Regions from separate parts of the Mus musculus genome. Here region 1 is linked to region 2. The links are chromatin contacts, found by POLR2A ChIA-PET in ENCODE. All regions are on one chromosome and are shown on one strand. The core of a region is the stretch at or near the end of the contact, and the rest is flanking DNA. Distances in the headings are between cores, read along the strand shown.

Region 1 (7,173 bases), core at 1,725-4,224, 450 kb before region 2:
TTAGTAACACTTGCCTCCCGTAGACAAAGCCCTGGGCTTAATTCCCAGACCATAGCATAAAAGTAACCAGTAGTGAATATATCTTTTTCAAAGATCTAATTTTTATTATTTTATGTGTGAGTGTTTTGTCTGCATCACACATGGCCTGGTATCCTGGTGCCCAGAAAGGTGACGGGCCTCCATGATTCCCAGGATGCTGGGTCCTTTGCAACAAGTGCTCTTAACCACTGCGCTAACTCTCCAGGGCCAAATAGACAGGATGTTATTTACTCCAGGTTAGTCTCAGGTTCACTCTGCAGGGAGACCTTTTTCACTTTTCTGCAGCTGTGATAAACACCCAGACCAAAAGCAGCCTGGGGAGGGAAGGTTTATTTCATTTTATAGGTTACAGTCAGTCACAGAGGGAAGCCAGGGCAAGACGCTGAAGCAGGAACTGAGGCAGAAACCACGGAGGAGTGCTGCCTCATGCCTGGCTCCCTCACTTGCTCCTTGTTAGCTTCCTTAAATAATTAATTACACACGTACTTATGTGAGTATGCACATGCCAGGTACCCAGCTGAGAAGGCTGGAGGTGTAGAGTTCCCCAGGAGCTCTGGTCACTCAGTGAATTCAGGTCCTCTGACAGAAAGAACACTGTGTTCTCCTAACCGCTGAGTCATCTCTCCAGATCACTCGGCTAGCTTCCGTCTATAGTTCAGCTCTACCTACCCAGGGGTGGTGCCACACGCGGTGGGCAGGGCCCTCCCATGCCAATCATCAATCAAGACAATTCCTCCCAGGCCAAAGGTCAACCTGAACTGTGTAGTTGCCCAGCGAGACTCTGTCAGATGACTCTTCATTACGTCAGGGTGACAGTTGACTTTAACTAGGACAACCTTGGACTCCTGAACCTCTTGCCTCAACTCCAGCTCAGATTTTTGACTCTGTCTTTTGAAGCTCTACCTGTGCTTCAGGCCATGTGACCTGAAGAGTTTGTCCTTTCTGGCCCTACCACTACCTTCTCCGCCAGGGAAATTGCTAAGCATAGCACCTAGGACTTTCCTGCCCACCCCTATCATTTAAACTACTAATATTTCTCCTGGTCTTAGGCTTTTTGGGACGTGTGTGTGTGTGTGTGTGTGTGTGTGTGTGTGTCCATGTCTTCACAGTATGTACATGCAAGATGAAATGCAGATGAGACCAAAGGCAGGGACGGCCGTATGCAATAATCCCAACAAGATAGGTTATGATCCAGACCAGACACTGGGGAAGGAGGGAGCTGATTCACAGCTGTATGTGTGTGTTTGTTGGTTTTTCTGGGTGCTCCTTGTTTACTTCCGTCTTAGCACTTTTCACAGCCTGTAATTACTTTATTTATGTACTTAAGTCTGTTTCCACAATAGAGAAACTGCAGAAACTAAGTAAGGGCTGCAGCCTTGGCCATTCTTATTGGTAGCAGCGCCTGCCACTTTGCAGATGTTTTCAGTAAATCTGAGGTCTGAATGTATGGCTCCAAGTGAAAACGAAGGCTACACAGCCAGCAGGAGATCTGTGACCCCTGGAGAAAGTTTAGGGATTAAGATTCCACTGGGGAAACTAGGCAGGTGGTGGCATACTCCTTTAATCCCAGCACTCTGGAGGCAGAGACAGGCAGCAGATCTCTGAGTTGGAGGCCAGCCTGGTTTACAGAATGATTCCAGGACAGCCAAGTCTACACAGAGAAACCTATTTCAAGGAAAAAAAAAAAAAAAAAAAAAGATTTCACATCGAAGCCGGGCAGTGGTGGAGGGGCAGAGACAGGTAGGAAGTCAAGGCCAGTCTGGTTTACAGGTCGAATTCCTGGCTTCCTGGAAACTCTGTCACAAAACAAAACAAAAACCAAAACAACCCTCCACAACACCCCCCCCCCAAAAAAAAAACCCACACAGAAAAAGATTCCACATAGATCATAGATTCCTGCCACCTACTTGAGTTTATCTGTAATGGACTTCAAAGCTAACTGCCCAGTTGCAGGTCTCTAGCACCTAAGAGTGTCCAGTTCTCATTCCTCACTGTCTGGCCTTTTGCCTGCTGACTCGGTGCAATAGGTATTTTTGAGAATATGATGGGGAACTCAGGGTCTGGGGCAGAGGTACAGGTCTGGAGTCCCATCATGTCAAAGGTGAAGACAGAAGGACCTCGAGTTCAAAGCCAGCCTGGATCACATGACAGCTACTCTGCCTCAGCTCTCCTTTCCCTCAGAAGAATAATAAGGTAGAATTGGGTAGCAGAAGATGTAGCCTGGAACATGGTGAAAAACAGTGAATACTGGGAGGCAGGGGCAGGTGGATCTTTGATTTCAAAGCCAGCCTGGTCTACATAGTGGGTTCTGGGACAGCCAGGGCCACACAGAGACACCCTGTCTTGGAAAAACAAAACGCAAACATAAAACCTTGAATACCAGGCTCTGTTCCACAAACCCATTGCACAGTCCCAGACCAGGTAAATCGGGCTCTGCAGCGTGCTATTCCACAGTCCCCGAAGAGGGCAGCATGCTCTGTACCAGAGCAAGAGATGCTTGCAGGAAACCACCTGTGTTGGTGATGTGCACTGAGCAGTTTGCAACACCCCTGTCTTTCCTCCCCAGTTTGAATGCTAACCCTTACTGTTGCTCGAAAGAGGCCTCCGGATAACTGGCCTCCACTCCGACTTCAGCACACATTCTAAGGATGAAGGGGAAAAAAAGAGTCACTTGCACTGGGTAGCCTAGAGAAACGGAGCAGGGTTACACCTGCCAGGCGACTAGCTCAACCGGGGCTCCTTTAAGGCCAGAGCAGGAGGAGTGGCCTTTAAGAACGCCCAGGCAAGGGAAGATCTTTCAGGTGACGTAAGGCGGAGCAATGGGCGTGGCCTCTCCAAGCCTGGCAGCCAGGAAAGGGGCGGAGCTCGAGATGACGAAACACCGGGGAGGGGGCAGGGGTTCATTGATAAAAACGTCGGACTCCCCCTTGCCCTGGCGCGATCGCAGCGTAGAGAAACCAGGCAGCGCCACGCGCGGCCGGGGCCGGGCGGAACCGAGAACCAGCTCGGCAGGCGCTGCGCCGCGCCGTCCGCATGGAGCCCGCCGCCGGCTTCTTGTCTCCGCGCCCCTTCCCGCGCGCGGCTGCCCCGTCCGCGCCCCCCGCCGGCCCGGGGCCGCCTGCCAATGCCTCCCCGCGATCGGAACCTGAGGTGCTGGCCGGGCCACGGGCGCCGGATCCTCCTGGTCGCCTCATCACCGACCCTCTCAGCGGCCGTACCTACACCAAGGGTCGCTTGTTGGGCAAGGTGGGTCGGGGCTCCGGGGTAGCGTTGACGGAGGTGGAGGGGAGCTCTGCGGACCCGACCGGGCCACTCCGGAGGTGGAGAGGAGCTCTACGGGCCGGATCCGGCCACTCCGGAGCGCCCAGATCGATGATGCAGCTTCTTCTTTCTAGGGGGGCTTCGCACGCTGCTATGAAGCCACTGACACCGAGTCTGGTATAGCCTACGCGGTCAAAGTCATCCCACAGAGTCGCGTCGCCAAGCCGCATCAGCGCGAGAAGGTGGGTCCAGGCCCTGCGGTCCAAGGGATGGGGAGGGGATGGTGGCGTGGGAACCCTGGAAAGATGAGGATTTCACTCCCCTGTCGCAGATCCTAAATGAGATAGAGTTGCACCGAGACCTACAGCACCGCCATATCGTTCGCTTTTCACATCATTTCGAGGATGCTGACAACATATACATTTTCCTGGAGCTCTGTAGCCGAAAGGTCCGGAATGGGGGCGGGGTGGGTTCATTGGGAACAGGGGTAGGGGAGGAAGCGGGTTCTTAAGATCCAAAGCTGTTCTTGTCATCTTTAGCAAACACAGATGGAGGGAGGGTCTGGGAAGGCAAGCGGGGTCTGAAACAGTGACTTTCTGCAGTCCCTGGCCCACATCTGGAAGGCCCGACACACCCTGTTGGAACCAGAGGTTCGCTACTACCTGCGCCAGATCCTTTCTGGCCTCAAGTACTTGCACCAGAGGGGTATCTTACACAGAGATCTCAAGCTGGGTGAGATTCCTGCGTCTGGTCTGAAGGGTGGAGACCTGCGGAGGGATGAAAGGCGTTAAGAATCTGACGCGTCTCTCTGCTACTGTCTAGGAAATTTTTTCATCACGGATAACATGGAACTGAAGGTGGGGGATTTTGGGCTGGCAGCTCGATTAGAGCCCCCAGAGCAGAGGAAAAAGTGAGTGAGGGGATGGTGGCCACAGCCTGTTTGTGACACAGATGATGTACAAGGTGACCAGATATGTACTTGGGATAACCAGGGAAGGGGTAATGATGGGTTTTCTGTATGTGTGACAGTAGAGGTGGCAACCTAGGTCACTGGGTTAGGTGAAGAAGGACAGCAATCTTATGAGTGTATGGCACAGATGGGTGTCTAGGATTTTTGGAAATGTATGGGGAAAACATAGGCTAGGCAGTCAGCATGTGTAAGACACTGAATGGGAATGACAGATCATGATGGTACCGTGATACCTTGTGTGTGTATGTGACCCTGCTGTGGTCACTGGGACAGGGTGTGTGTAACTAGCATGTGAGGCAGGTGAGTCTTTATGAAGGTTATGACAGCTGGTGTTGGCACAGACAGTGGGAGGTGACAGCCTAGTGAGTATTTGCAGATGGGAGTGGGGGGAGGGCTCAGTCATGGACCCTCTGTATTGACCTTGGGAGAGGGGTCTTTGATGGGTCAGGGCCTCCTGTCCTGCAGAGCAGCTGAGCAGCTGGGCTAGAGGGGTGGGTGAGGGTTCAGCTGCCGTGTTCTCAGCATCCATTGTCCCAAGACAAGCAGGAGCTCTCTGGCCTTTGGTGACAGGCAGCTGCTTTGTCTGAACTCACAGCAGGGGCAGGAATGGGGGCGGGTACCAGCACTGGGCTGGGTCTGAGCCTTGCTCTCTCTGCTCTGCCTTTTTCAGGACCATCTGTGGCACTCCCAACTACGTGGCTCCAGAAGTGCTGCTGAGACAGGGCCATGGCCCCGAGGCAGATGTGTGGTCGCTTGGTTGTGTCATGTGAGTGTCAGTCATTGGTGGACAGGTGGTAAGTGCATGGATGGGGGGGGGTCCCCACTACTTTATTCCTGATCTCCCATTCCTGGGCATAGGTACACGCTCCTGTGTGGGAGCCCCCCATTTGAGACTGCTGACCTGAAGGAGACATACCGCTGCATCAAGCAGGTTCATTACACGCTACCTGCCAGCCTCTCCCTGCCTGCCCGGCAGCTCCTGGCTGCCATCCTCCGAGCTTCACCCAGAGACCGCCCTTCCATTGAACAGATTTTACGCCATGACTTCTTTACGAAGGTCTGTGGTTCTCCAGACACTGGAGTTCAGTGTTCATGTTCCTAGAGGACACACAGGAACAGGGCCCTTGGGGGTCTCACTGACACTGTTTTCCTGACTCTCTTCCTCAGGGCTACACCCCTGATCGGCTCCCGGTCAGCAGCTGTGTGACAGTCCCAGATCTGACACCCCCCAACCCTGCGAGGAGTCTGTTTGCCAAAGTTACCAAGAGCCTGTTTGGCAGGAAAAAGAACAAGAGTGAGTCAGGTGCCAGTGGGCTGAGGGTATAGAGCAATAGAGTGGCTTAGTGGCTTGTTACATTCAGGGGGAGGCGGGGTGGGGGGGGTGTGCTTCCAGGGTGTCGGTGTCTTCAGACTCCAGGGAGAGCATGTGCTGTCTAGACACTTGGGAAGATCTGCCCGTGTGTGAACACTTTCAGGCAGGACCCAGAGGGCTATTTTCTCCTTCACCCTCCAGATAAGAACCATTCTGAGGACCAGGATAATGTCTCCTGCTTGGTGAGTGGCCTCATGCGCACATCCATCGGTCATCCAGATGTCAGGCCGGAGGTAAGATGCTCACGTGAGCCATTATTCCCCTGACTCACCCTGACCCTAGCAGCTGAGGGAAGCCCAGCATAAAAGGCTGATGAAGCATCTAACCTCGTGGTGGCCTAATTGGCTGTGTCTCATTAGCCAGCTGAGGCTGACCTGGGGTGCCCTGAGAGCCGCCAGGGACAGGGCTGGGCCATTGGACTTTCAAGGATTTGGATTTTGGGGCCTAATTTTATTCCCTCTCTCCCCAACTGTCCAGGCTCCTGTAGTTTCAGGCCAGGCCCCTGCCAGCTTGGTAGAGACAGCTGCCGAGGACAGCTCGCCCCGTGGGACACTGGCCAGCAGTGGAGATGGTGAGGAGCCACAAGATGAGAGGTGCTAGGGGCTGCTGAGGTAGAGACCAGGGGCTGAAGGAAGTAGTTGGCTGAGGGTGAACTGGGCCCAGGGTGGCTCTTGCCTAAATGTCAGTGCCCTATTCCCTTCAGGGTTTGAAGAAGGTTTGACTGTGGCCACAGTGGTAGAGTCTGCCCTCTGTGCACTGAGAAACTGTGTGGCCTTCATGCCCCCAGGTAAGGCTGGACTCTGGTGCATATGAATAGTTTGCAAGTCCAGAGGCGGTGGGGGGGAGGGGGGTTGGGGGAGTCTTCATTTCCCTCCTCTCCTCTTAACAGCCGAACAGAACCCAGCCCCGCTGGCACAGCCAGAGCCTCTGGTGTGGGTCAGCAAGTGGGTTGACTACTCCAACAAGTTTGGCTTTGGCTATCAGCTGTCCAGCCGCCGTGTAGCCGTGCTCTTCAATGATGGCACACACATGGCCCTGTCAGCCAATAGGAAGTAAGTGCTGTTTTGGCGTGCTTTGTAATTAGGCTTGCTGGGTACCACAATACCAGCAGGGTTGCACCGTGGTGTGTGTTTCTGTGCTTAGGGGTCTGGGGAAGAATGGTGGTGCCGGGTTCCTCCTCCTCCTCTCTACGTTCCCACTTTCAGGACGGTGCACTACAACCCCACCAGCACGAAGCACTTCTCCTTCTCCATGGGTTCTGTGCCCCGAGCTCTGCAGCCTCAGCTGGGCATCCTGCGGTATTTTGCGTCCTACATGGAACAGCACCTCATGAAGGTGTGTAGGCTGCGGTGGGGGCACTTTAGGGGGCAGGGGTGGCTCAAAGGTAGTGGCTGAGGGCTGGGGAGATGGCCCAGCGGCTAAGAGCATGGACTTCACTTCCGGAAGTCCTGAGTTCAAATCCCAGCAACCACATGGTGCACAACCATCTGTAATGGGATCCAATGCTTTCTTTTTGATGTGTCTGAAGACA
Region 2 (7,399 bases), core at 2,328-4,827:
AGACTAGAGAGATACCTCAGCATTTACAGGTATATTGCTGCTCTTGCCAAGAACTCTGGTTAAAATCTAAACATCTACAACCATCTGTAAGTACAGTCTCAGGAGTTCCAACACCTATGCACACAAGCAGACCAAGTTCCAGGACAGTCAAGATTACATAGAGAAAGAAACCTTGCCTCAAAAAACAAAACAAAAACAGAAATGATCAGATATAATTGATAGATTTGTTTTGCCTTTTTTTTTTTTTTTCCGGTTTCCTGAGACAGGGTTCCTCTGTATAGCCCTGGAACTCACTCTGTAGACCAGGCTGGCCTCGAATTGTTTTGCTTTTTTCTTTTTCTTTTTTCCAGACAGGGTCCCACCATGCAGCTTTAGCTGACCCGAAATCCACCTGCTACACCACTCCATTCACTACACCTAGCTAGGAGCTAAATTTTTTAAAAGGAGAGAAGGTAAACCATCAACAGAACCTACCAAGTATCTGCATGAAACTATGGTAAAAACAAAAGGTAATTGGAGTGTCAAGTCTTCCCTTTGAGCAAAAGCAAAGCCACAGCTCCAAAGACTTGATTTGTAAGACCAAATGTAGTTTTTTTAAAAAAAATGAGCTGAAGGTGACTGAAAAGTTGGCTTGGCAATTAATCATAATGGCTGCTCTTTTAGAGGACCCAGTAGAAATATGGAGGCTCAAAAACATCTACATTCCAGTCCCAGGGGATCCAATGCCCTCCTCATGTACCATATGTACATGATGCTCAGACACACATTCAGGAAAAGAAAAAAACCCACCATACACATAAGATTAAAAAATGTTTTAACACCAAGCGTGGTGGCACATGCCTTTAATCCCAGCACTCGGGACGCAGAGGCAGGCAGATTTCTGAGTTCGAGGCCAGCCTGGTCTACAAAGTGAGTTCCAGGACAGCCAGAGCTATACAGAGAAACCCTGTCTCAAAAAACAAAACAAAAAAAAGAGGAAGGGAAAAGCAAAGGCAGGTTGTATCTATCTCTAGGAGTTAGATACAACCATGGTCTACATATTTAGAAAGCCAAGGGAATAGATAGTAAGACAGCTCAAATAAACAAATGATGAGAGCGAGCAAGAACTGACCAAAACAAAGGGGGACAAGATTGTGCAAGCTTTAATCTTAGCACTAGGGAGGTAGAGGCAGGAGGATGTCTTTGAGTTCAAGGCCAGCCTGATCTACATAGTGAGCTTCAGGACAGCCAGAACTACATAAAGATCCTATCTTAAAGAAAACTTTTTTAATTACAGTGAAAAAAGAAAAGGGAAAGGGCTAGAGAGATGGCTCAGCCCTTAAGAGCACCGACTGCTCTTCCAAAGGTCCAGAGTTCAAATCCCAGCAAGCAACTACATCCGTAACGAGATCTGACTCCCTCTTCTGGAGTGTCTGAAGACAGCTACAGTGTACTTATATATAATAAATAAATAAAACTTAAAAAAAAAAAAAAAAGAATTCCCCCAATAAATAAATGCCACTAAAAAAGGTAATCAGATAAATGTTAAGGTATAATAAAGCATACTTTCTCTAGAAATGACTCATACCTAGGATATCTACCCTTGTTATCACTGTCCTAACCTTGACTTCACTTCAACCTAAAGACATGTGAAGTGGCCTCTTTAATCTTACCTTTGTATTCACTTAGGCTGATATCTTTGAATTGTCCATCTGGCATAACAGCTGTAGCTTTGAAGTTGGGAGCAGGATACCCAATTTTTGCATTTCCTGAAGACATCTTGCTATCAGCTGGAAAAGACAACAAAAAAAAGTAAACCCTATTCTTCTAAATAAGCAACAGCTTTCACCTACCTAGGAACTTAACTGTAGCTCAATCAGAACACAGGCTCACAGTTAAGGGTCCCAACCCAAAGCTCCAACTCCAGGGTAAAATTGAGACTGAAAAATCAGCCTTTGTTTTCACTTGCTAACAGCTCCACAGTGTGTCTAAATAGGTCAGCTCTCCCACCCTTTCTAAGCCAGTTTTTGCAATGGCATTTTATTCTGCATATTCATTAGGGAGAAACGGGAAGGAAATGGAACAGACACAAAAATCCCAAGCACATCAATGCCAGGACACTGGCATTTATTGCTTCAGATCTTTAGGTGTTCTGTTTAAGCTTAAGTTTTCTCTGCATAACTTGTTTGAGGCCAACCTAGATTTAGTAACCGTGTCTTAAAACGTTCTTTAGGTTTAACCCAGGGACAGTGGAGCATCATCCCAGCACTCTGCATGCTGAGGGAGGAGGATACTGAACCGAGGGAACACTTGTCTCAATTTCTGTATGAGGGAGGTTACGCAGGTTAAGGTAATTGCTATCTGATGACCGTAGTTCCATCTCCAGAATGCCCATAAGGATGGAAAGCCGACTTCTACAAGGTTCACACACACAAATGTTTAAAAGAAAAAAACTTGGGATGTGTAATCTCAACACTTGGGAAGTAGAAGCTTAAGATTCAGGAGTTCAAGGCTAGCCAAATTAGAGGCCAACCTATTTCCAAGATACTCTAAGAAAAATACAAAAAGAGTCAATGTACTGCTAAGAAACCGATTTCTGCACTATCGACCCAGGTCAACACCAAGACAAATAAATTGTTAAGATGTACAACATTAGGAGCTTCAGCGATGGCGCAACAATTTAAGAGCCTACACTGCTCCTTTCCGGAAAAGTCCTGGTTCAGATTCCTCCACCCACTTAGGATGGGTTCACAACCACCTGTAACTAGCTCGGGGGGGGGGGGGTGTTTACCACACAGGTAGACATACACATTAAAAAAAAACCCACAATCTAAAAGAAAATTTACGCCTCTCAGTATGAGTGCAAGTTGGAATCCAAGTTCCAAATTTCTTGGTTCATAATACCAATAACCAAAAGAAACGCCAAGAAAAAAAGCATCTTTCATCGCAAACTTTAAAAAACTTTTAACTGTTTTTTTTCAGGGACATGCTGCACCTGCAGCATAGCAACTACCTATCTGGTGTGCCCCCTAACATAAACCATCTTTTAATCAAACTTGCTTTGCAACGTGGCCCAGCATTTCCAAACTCAACCAATCCCGGAAAAGCGACTTCCGGCCGCTGAGAAGTCTCCGTAGGAATCGGACTAGAACGCCGGAGAAGGTCACGCCCCAAGCTCGCTGGAGGTTACGTTCCTACCACTCACGCCATCACCCACTATAGCACATCAGAAAACACAACGACACAGCCCAGTGCGCGCGGTAAGTTCCAGCACAAACTCGTCCCACCAAGCCATCTCCGCCCTCTATCGGTGAGCGGGAGAGGAGGAAACTGAACGTTAGCCTCAGGGTTCCAACAGGTCCGGGAACTAAGCGCCACGTGAAGAATGCGAGTAGAGCTCCAGCACTCGCGGGACCAGGCCTCGCCCTGCCGCTTCAGCCCGTGATCGCCCGGGACGAGCCGGGACCGGCCAGAGGGAGAAGGAACCAGTGATGGGCGCGAGCCGCGTTTCTCAGCGGCGATACCCGCACACTCACCAGGGTCGAGCCACAGGTCTCACAAACAGAAAGAGCCGTGAGAACGCAGGAAGAGGTCGCCCGACAGCGCGCGCGGGGAGCTGCTTTTATAGCCTACAAAGTTCTCGCGAGATTCTCACGGGCCGGGGGTGCGGGAAGAGGGGGACCTGGCTGAGCCCCGCCCCACCCTGGCCGGCCTACGGGGGATGACTCAGCGCTTTCCCTGGATGGGCCTGGAGTGGAGGGGGTCTCCAGGGGGAAACGCTCACACTTTCAGTGATGCTGTTCCCAGAGGTAGAAAAGCACTGCCCTTTGAGTCATTTCCTCGTTTAATCGGGGTACCCGGGTAATCCGTGCCTCTCTTTATTCCCAGGACCACTGTGTGCTGTGCAATCAAGACCCAAACTAGAAGAAGGGTCTGTTTTACTGCTCTTGGAAGGCCACGTCTAAAATTAAACCACGTTCAGGGGAAACTGTGCACCCAAATATTTCTCAGTCGCACCCCAGCCTCACAAACCTATTCTAGGGCTGGAAAAGCTGGCTCAGCCGTTATAAGCCCTGGCTGCACTACCAGAGGACCCAGCCTCAATTTCCAGCACCCACATGGCAGCTCATAACTGTGTAGATCCAGTTCTAGAGGATCCAACACCCTCACACATACATGCAAGCAAAACACCAATGCACAGAAAATGAAAAGAAATAAATCGTTAAGAACAAAAACAAAACTCCTGTTCTAGTCTGGTCCTCATTAACCCTCACCACTGAGGGCAGCCTCCATTGGTCTCTGATTACTGGATACTGCTTTTCTGTTTCACACCCATTTCTTGCATTATTCTTAAATCTTTCTGAATCTCAGCCTGTCACTAAACTGATTTGTGGTTTTAAAAACTGGGGCTCTGTGGTCAATTTCCTGAGTTAAAAGTCACTGTTCCAAGCCAGGCAGTGATGGCACATCTTCTTAGCACTCTAGAGGCAGAGACTAATGGAGCTCTGAGTTCGAGGCCAGCCTGGTCTCAATTCAATGCGAGTTCCAGGAAAGCCAGAGCTACACAGAGAAATCCTGCCTCCAAAAAAAAAAAAAAAAAAAAAGTCAAGAGAGTTAAAGAGGGGTCAGGCTTGATGGCCAGCACTGGGAAGGTAGAGGCAAGAGAACCTCTGTGTTTTTTAGTCCATCCTGGTCTACATAGCAAGTTCCAGGACAGCAAGGACAACATAGAGACCTTGGGGGAGGGGAGGGGAAGCCGGATAGATACAAAGCTCAGAGTTCCCATTTCATATCACATGCTTTGTGTGATTTAGGAACCCAGAGATGGATATAATCCAAACTTTACCCTCTAGAAAGTCATGCTATAAGGATGGGGCAGACATGGAAACACAACAGTTAGAAGATTTTATTAGGCCGTAGAGGTTTAGGCATAATGGTCAAGTCAAGGGACAAATGAAAGCTGGTAACTCTGTTAAAGGGACTAATCAATAAACTCAGGTCAGGGACAGCTTTCCAGGAAGTAATGCTTATCTGAGTCTACAGGCTTATCCTCTCTGCAATTAAGTGGAATTGGTTTTCCTGGTTTGAATAGATAGCCTTGAAAGCAGTTCTGAGCTTTAAGTGAGGGAGATGAAAAAGTTACAACAGAAATGATAGTTCACATCTCTATTACACAGTAAGAACTAAGTACTATGGACCAGGTTTACGGGTGCACGGCTATAATCTTATCACTCGAGAGGCTGAGTCGCCAAGACAATAAAGGAGATACTTGTCTCAAAAACAAAACAGAACAAAACACCTACCACCACATCAAATTTAGGTATTATGCTAACAAACACTAGTTATGTACGTTAAGATCTAGAGTTAGCCAGACTTGTTGATGCATGCCTTTAATTCTAGCTCTTGAGAGGCAGAGGCAAGTGGAATCTCTTGAGTTCGAGACCAGGTTGGTCTACAAAACGAGTTCTAGGACAGCCAGGGCTACACAGATAAACCCTGCCTCAAATTGTCATCCCCACTCCCGAAGAAAGATGTTAGAATTATTCTATTGTATAGGCAAGAAAAGACAAGTCTTAGTAGGATTATATTTTTTGTAAGGTCACATAGAAGGAACAATGACTGTGTGTGAGTGTGTGCATGCATGTGTGGTTTTTTGAGACAGGGTTTCTCTGTATGGTGCTTGCTGTCCTGGACCTCACTCCTTAGACCAGGCTGGCCTTAAACTCATAGATCAACTGTTTCTGCCTCCTAAGTGCTGGGATTAAAGGCACGTGATGCCAAACCTCTGACACTTTTATTTTCAAGACTTCTCTTAACTCTTATTAGTAACATAATAGGATAAAAAAAATGGGGGAAAAGCTATGTCATGCTAGCTGAGTATCTGAAGTTTTGGGTATGTATCATCCTTTATTACAGAAGTGTCTTTCATTTTCCTTCTCAGCATGAGGTTATTTCACATTATTCATTTCCAGTTGGTGGAGGAGTTAACCCCACTACTTCCCACGGCTCTTGCACCAGGATAGAAATGGGGAAATGCTATGTCATGCTGCCTGAGCATCTGGCCTTTTATGCATTTATCAATTCTCTTGACAACAGTAGTTTTTTGTTGTTGTTGTTCAGTTACTTTTTGGTGTGTGTGTGTGTGTATATGAGCATGATATAAATGTGTATGCTCATGTGTATATATATTCAAGTGTGTTCTCAGAGTCATGTACCTGTACACTTGAGCAGAGACCAGAGGCAGATGTTGGTTGTGTCTCTATAAAGAAGCATGAACATGAAGCAGAGCTGGTGGAGATGCTCCTGTCTCGACCCACACAGCCCTGAGGTTTTATAGCCAGCTATGCAGCTACAGCCCTCTCTCCCGATGTTGCTGGAATCCAAAGCCAAGTCTTCATATTCATCCAGCACTTGTACCCATTGCACCTCTCTCGAGCCTTATTGTTTCTTTTTCTCCTTTTTCCTTCCCACCCTGAGGGTAAATGGTTGTCATTATTCATTTCTTTCTTGTGAGAGCAAGGTGGGCCAGAGGACAGCTTTCAGACATCAGTTTTCTCCTCCCACCCTGTGGTTCCTGGGGATGGAACTCAGGTCATCAGGCTTGGCCTCAAGCTCCTTCACCTGCTGAGCCATTGTGCCTAGCCTTTGGTTTTGTAAACCAAGTCTGAGTCTCACTATATAGCCTAGGCTGGCTTGAACTCAGGACAGTCCCTGTGACTTAGCCTCCAAAATGCTGAGATTACTGCTATGGATTATAATGACAGATTTCACACTTTTTCTTTTCTTTTCTTTTCTTTCTTTCTTTCTTTCTTTCTTTTTTTTTTTTTTTTTTTTTTTTTTTTGATTTTTCGAGACAGGGTTTCTCTGTATAGTCCTGGCTGTCCTGGAACTCACTTTGTAGACCAGGCTGGCCTTGAATTCAGAAATCCACCTGTCTCTGCCTCCCAAGTGCTGGGATTAAAGGCATACGCCACCACTGGCCCGGCCACACTTTTTCTAATTATATATATAAACAGTATATATATATATATATATATATATATATATATATATATACGTATATATGTGTATATATATATACAAATATATATATACATATATATGTATATATATATATATATACACATATGTGTGTATACACACACACACACATATATACTGTAAACCCTTCCCCCTTTTTAAAAAAGGTTTACTTATTTATTATTTATATAAGTACACTGTCGCTATCTTCAGACACACTAGAAGAGGACATTGCCTCCCCCCCCCATTACAGATGATTGTGAGGCACCATGTGGTTGCTGGGATTTGAACTCAGGACCTCTGGAAGAGCAATCACTGCTCTTAACCATTGAGCCATCACTTCAGATCCCCTCCCCCCCTTTTAAAGATTTATTCATTTTATATATGTTAGTACACCGCT

What was found. ChIA-PET counts read pairs that join two places held with the same protein, here RNA polymerase II (POLR2A).
Region 1: POLR2A ChIA-PET joins it to region 2 with 16 read pairs in embryonic stem cell. The contact joins the promoter of Plk3 here to the promoter of Prdx1 in region 2. POLR2A ChIA-PET finds 5 or more read pairs at or near these places in 4 of 5 experiments (Patski and embryonic stem cell).

Annotation. Positions count from the first base shown.
Region 1 is chr4:117,129,764-117,136,936 of GRCm38, reverse strand. Plk3 (polo like kinase 3) reads left to right here and starts at 2,974. Exons shown (of 15, transcript NM_013807.3): 1 at 2,974-3,285; 2 at 3,435-3,542; 3 at 3,632-3,748; 4 at 3,903-4,032; 5 at 4,123-4,210; 6 at 4,941-5,036; 7 at 5,129-5,327; 8 at 5,438-5,564; 9 at 5,784-5,875; 10 at 6,120-6,213; 11 at 6,346-6,429; 12 at 6,532-6,694; 13 at 6,848-6,977. The coding sequence starts at 3,073.
Region 2 is chr4:116,681,777-116,689,175 of GRCm38, reverse strand. It overlaps Prdx1 (peroxiredoxin 1), which reads right to left and starts at 3,577. Exons shown (of 6, transcript NM_011034.4): 1 at 3,516-3,577; 2 at 1,653-1,769. The coding sequence starts at 1,758. It overlaps AV051173 (expressed sequence AV051173), which reads left to right and starts at 3,154. Exons shown (of 3, transcript NR_040442.1): 1 at 3,154-3,239; 2 at 3,338-3,531; 3 at 3,868-4,214.